Regions from separate parts of the Homo sapiens genome. Here region 2 is linked to region 1. The links are chromatin contacts, found by Hi-C in ENCODE. All regions are on one chromosome and are shown on one strand. Each heading gives the region's core, a stretch centred on a gene start or an enhancer-like site at or near the end of the contact. The rest is flanking DNA. Distances are from core to core; before and after follow the strand shown. Region 1 overlaps EIF2AK2 (eukaryotic translation initiation factor 2 alpha kinase 2). Region 2 holds the start of PRKD3-DT (PRKD3 divergent transcript).

The links. Hi-C counts contacts between places; a loop is a spot of excess contacts on that map. Pooled maps may share reads with other maps.
Region 2: a pooled map shows a loop between it and region 1 (3-fold over the local background). The contact joins the promoter of PRKD3-DT here to the enhancer-like site in region 1. A Hi-C loop is called at or near these places in 4 of 37 single-sample maps with no recorded cell type and 4 of 50 pooled maps.

What each region holds. Positions count from the first base shown.
Region 1 is chr2:37,102,658-37,105,188 of GRCh38, reverse strand. EIF2AK2 (eukaryotic translation initiation factor 2 alpha kinase 2) reads left to right here. Exons shown (of 17, transcript NM_001135651.3): 17 at 1-2,531. Among named protein-coding and RNA genes, the nearest start is that of GPATCH11, 19 kb to the right of the region's middle. Within about 2 kb of position 1,273, at least 5 of the 41 ENCODE cell types and tissues checked have a DNase peak (open chromatin) inside an H3K27ac peak, as active enhancers do.
Region 2 is chr2:37,323,816-37,326,346 of GRCh38, reverse strand. PRKD3-DT (PRKD3 divergent transcript) reads right to left here and starts at 1,266. Exons shown (of 2, transcript NR_183394.1): 1 at 825-1,266. It overlaps PRKD3 (protein kinase D3), which reads left to right and starts at 1,514. Exons shown (of 19, transcript NM_005813.6): 1 at 1,514-1,666. RefSeq lists a silencer at 1,154-1,783 and an enhancer at 2,424-2,503.

The sequences.
Region 1 (2,531 bases), core at 24-2,523:
CCATATGATTTTAGGATTTTTAAAAAGGGCCAAATTTAGGTTAAGCAAAAAGTGAAAATACAGTAAGAGAAAATAGTTTTATAAAGGCTTTAAAAAGTGTTCATAAAGAGCAGTTCATAGATTTTTCACGTAACGTTCATCAATAGATGCTAAAACTATTGGATGAAAAGCTATTGTGGAATAGGATCTTCTACAAGGATTTAAATATAATCCTACAGAAGAGGTATCAATTATACAGGGGAAAATGTACCTTTACAATGGTCACCACAATAACCAAGTGATTCAATTTAGCATCACCCAAGGTGGAACACCCTAACATTATGCCCCTCCTGATGTGACTTAAGAATTTTACCTATTTAGTTTTCTTGCACAAAGTGTTAAACTGGAATTTAATCATGAGGAAATTATTAGACAAATCCTGAATGTAGTCATTCTATAAGATGATTGACTTGGGCTTCTCAAAAAGTCAGTGTCATGAAAAAAAAAAAAAGGGGAGAGACTTGTAAGATACAATGACCAAATGCAATGTTTGAATCTTTATTGTATTCTGGATATTTAAAAAGACAAAAGCTGGACGCAGTAGCTAATGCCTGTTATCCCAGCATTTTTGGGAGGTCAAAAGGGGAGGATGGCTTGAGCATAGGATTTTGAGACTAGCCTGGGCAACACAGTGAGTTCTCATCTCTACAAAAAATCAGAAAATTAGCTGGGCATGGTAGTGTGCATCTGTGGTCCCAGCTACTTGGGGGGGTGAGGTGGGAGGATCACTTGAGCCTAGGAGGTCAAGGCCGCAGTGAGCCATGATCATGTTACTGCATTCCAGCCTGGGTGACAGAGTGAGATCATATCTAAATAATAATAATAATAAAAGAAAGCAACAACCCAGCAAACAGCTATAAAGATATCTTCGGGACAATTGAGAACATTTGAATATAGACTGCATATTAGATAACAATGCCAAATAACTGTTTTCTCAGGTGTGATAATAGTATATGTAGAAAATGTCTTTTTGTTTTGTTTTATTTTGTTTTTGTTTGTTTGTTTGTTTTGAGACAGAGTCTCACTGTGTCGCCCAGGCTGGAGTGCAGTGGCACGATCTCGGCTCACTGCAACCTCTGCCTCCCAGGTTCAAGTGATTCTCCTGCCTCTGCTTCCTGAGTAGCTGGGATTACAGGTATCTGCCACCACTCCAGGTTAATTTTTTCTATTTTTAGTAGAGACGGAATTTCACCATGTTGACCCAGCTGGTTTTGAACTCCTGACCTCAGGTGATTCACTTGCCTTGGCCTCCCAAAGTGTTGAGATTACAGGCATGAGTCACTGCACCCAGCCAAAAATGTTTTTTTAGGCAATGCATGCACAAACATTTAGAGGCCAAGTGTGTCATGATGTCTGCAACTTTCAATGTTCAGCAAAAATCAACATGGAGAGAGAAAGAGGGCACACATGTGGCAAAATATTAGCCATTGTACAATTGGTAAATCTAGATGACAGTACACAGGTGTTTGTTGTATTATTCTTTGAACTTTTCTGTAGATTTGGAAATGTTCTGCGTAGAGAGAAATCTTTTTTTAAAAAAACAATATCTGGTTTTGATTAATGAGGCTATATTCAAAAGAAACACTAAATGATGTGGCCAGTTAGTGAGAATGTAGCCTTATCTTTACTGACCTCATTTTAATATTCCTACTCTGGCTGGGCATGGTGGCTCACGCCTATAATCCCAGCACTCTGGGAGGCCGAGACGGGTGGATCACCTGAGGTCAGGGGTTCGAGACCAGCCTGGCCAACATGGTGAAACCCCATCTCTACTAAAAATACAAAAATTAGCTGGGTGTGGTGGTAGGCGCCTGTAATCCCAGCTACTCGGGAGTCCGTGGCAGGAGAATCGCTTGAACCCAGGAGGTGGAGGTTGCAGTGAGCTGAGATCACGCCATTGCACTCCAGCCTGGGTGACAAGAGCAAAACTCAGTCTCAAAAAAAAAAAAGAAAAAAAAAGATATATATATTCCTACTCTTATTAAATGAATATAGCATTTCTTAGCAACTTCTTTTGATTTGTGAGTATATATTTTCTTGGCCTCAAAATTAAAGTAAAAAGTATCCTCTTACTCAGAGGAGGACAGGGGCAAGAGCCTGGGACCTTATTTGCTAATTAAAATGCACACACACACACACACACACAGAAATTTTGAGAGCCATTTTAATATAATTGCCTCCCTAGAAACATACCTTTTAGGGAATTTTTATCACTAAACCACATGTTATTTAAATACGTACATGTTTAACATAAATACATACATAAAATTCACATGCATACTTAACACTTATGTTAAATATATTCAATGTATATACATATGTACACAATATATGCATATATACATGTGGGTATGTGGTATGTGTGCATGTGTGTGTATGGCCAGCTACATAATTTGTGGGACTAAGGGCAAAATGAAACTGTACGGCCCTCGTTCAAAAATTAGGTGTGGGGTGCTTCTAAGCACAGTCTTGTGCAACTGCACAGGTTGCAT
Region 2 (2,531 bases), core at 17-2,516, 220 kb before region 1:
ATATAGTAAGATTGAATTAGATACTGCTGGATGTAAGACATTTAGCAACTTCCAATTCCTGAGAATGTTTCAGAAATCTTTTTTTAAATAGATTTTTAAATAAAGTAATCAAGGTTTTACACAATCTTACCTGCCTTATGTTTAATATAAATTATCTTAATATTTTCATTTCTTAACTTTAAATCCGAGGACATCCATTAAGAGTGATGATTTTGTATCAAAAGTAGGGGCTAATTTATGTTTATTTTTCTTTCTATTCTTGAAAACTGCCCTCTTGGCTGGGCGCGGTGTCTCACGCCTGTAATCCCAACGATTTGGAGGGCCGAGGCGGGCGGATCTCTTGAGGTCAGGAGACCAGCCTGGGTAACACAGCAAGAGACCTCGTCTCTACAAAAACTAACTTAAAAGTTAGTGGGGCGTGGTGGCACACGCCTGTAGTCCCAGCTGCTTGGGAGGCTGACGCAGGATAATCACTTGAGCCCAGCAGCTCCAGGCTGCAGTGAGCTATGATCGTGTCACTGCACTTCAGCCTGGATGACAGAGTAAAACCTTTTCTAGAGAGAAAGAAGAAAGAGAGAAAGGGGAAAAGAAAGAAAAAGAGAGAAGAAAGAAAACTGCCCTCTTGATTGTAGTCCCTCTGATTGTTTCAATATATTTAAGTACTTTTGGGATAAAATGTTGACATAAGGAGAATCATGTGGCTTCTGTGACAATGCCTGTCAGCTTCTCAGGCCTTTCTCTCACATAAGACATCGAAAATTTATGCACAGTGTATTTTCCCTCTAGATCCTTATGCTGCTGACTCCCACTCCCGCCCCACTCACCCGACACGGTCATACTTTGTTTTGGAGCAAAACAAATGTTAACATTGTGTTTCCAGACACCTGGAAGCCCAGGTTTGGTGATTCTGGACTGCACTCCACTTTGGTGGTAGGGTCACATTCGCGTTTAAAGGCCGACGGGGAGGAAACACCGAGCACCGGGAAAACCCCTGCAGTCACCGGAACGTCGGGCTTGGGACGTGCCGGTTTGGGCGCCGAGCTGCGGTGCCGGCGGCCACCCCGGGGGCAGGCAGCAGGGAGGAGCATGCGGGAGGGCTGTGACATCTCAGGGTGGAAGCAGCTCTCTGCTCTGGACGCCTTACAAGTCCCCCGTTCCAACTATCACCTCTGGCCCATTGTCGCCACCGCCTCCCTCAAGAGTGCACGGCAGTAGAGGAAAAGACAGTACCGTCGGCAACAGCGCGATCAAGTACCGCGTGTAACTGATAGACACGCTCGCGACTCCCGCGGCGCCCCTGCCCCGTGCCCCCGCGCTCACGAAGACGCCCGGAACTCGAGGGTGCGGAGCCAGCCCGACTGTACCCGGCGCTCCCGGCGCCCCTTCGCGGGGCAGAGACAACCCCGACCTCCCGCCGCGGCCACCTCCCGGCGGGCGCGGGCCGAGGAACTACAGCTCCCGGCAGGCCCCGCGCTGGCCGCGCGCCCCCGCCCCCCGCGCGCCCCGGCCCCCCGCCCTCCGGCCCCAGGACGGGACGGGGAGGGAGGGAGGAAGGGGCGCCGGAGGCGGGCGGGATCCTGCGAGGCGCGTGAAGCCTCGCTGGCGCCTCGTCCGGTACTCAGACGCTGGCGGGCGCAGTTTCTCACGACGGGCCGAGCCTGCCACTGTAAGTAGTCGCCTCGGGGAGCGCTGAACAGACACCGAAAAAGTTCGCGCCGCCGCCGCCGCCGCTTTGTTCTCCCGGCCCGTCGGGCTGAGGCGGCGGCGGCCCCTCCCCCATCCCCCAAACCCCCAACCCCCCAACTGCACGCGGCGGCGGCGGCGACAGGACTCGGACCCCGCGCCGGGCTGGGCGGTGTCAGCCGCGCTGGGCGGGAAGTTGGGGGAGCGCGCGGCGGGAGGTGGGCGGCTGAGGGGGAGCGGGGGCGCCGCCGCAGCCGCCAGAGGGGCCAAGTTCCGGCGTCCGCGCGGAGGGCAACTTGGGTTCGCGCTCCGCTGGAGACCACCGCGCCCGGCCCATCGGAGGCGATCCGTTCCCGGGTCTCCCAAACTAGTTCCCGAAGCCAGACCCGCGGCGCTCGCAGTGCCGAATTTTGGACCAGCTTTTTCGTTTCATTTCCTCACTTTGCGTTGTAGTCGTCTCAAAGGGGTGAGTAAATGGTGCTTGGAGAATGTAAGCCCCTCGCCCCAGTATCCCGACTGCGTTTGGATTTGCTAGTTGCAGCATTGTTCCGAGTTGCTCCCTCCTGGGAGGTTTTCCTTAAGCTGAAACACTGAGGAGTGCCACTGTTTCTTTGAGCAGTGAAAATAACCATATACTACTGTATTGCCGGTTGGGTATTTTATTTCAGGTGAACGCAGTCAGAGGCATAGGCCTTGCCGTCTGCAGGCACACATACGATTCAAGCGACAAGTGTGTGCGCGCGACCTGCCGACTTTTCCACACACAGATTGATGGCATGGACGTAACTGTGTCTTCAATCACACCCATCCCCACAGGAAATAAGACTATCGGTGTCATCTTTGATTAG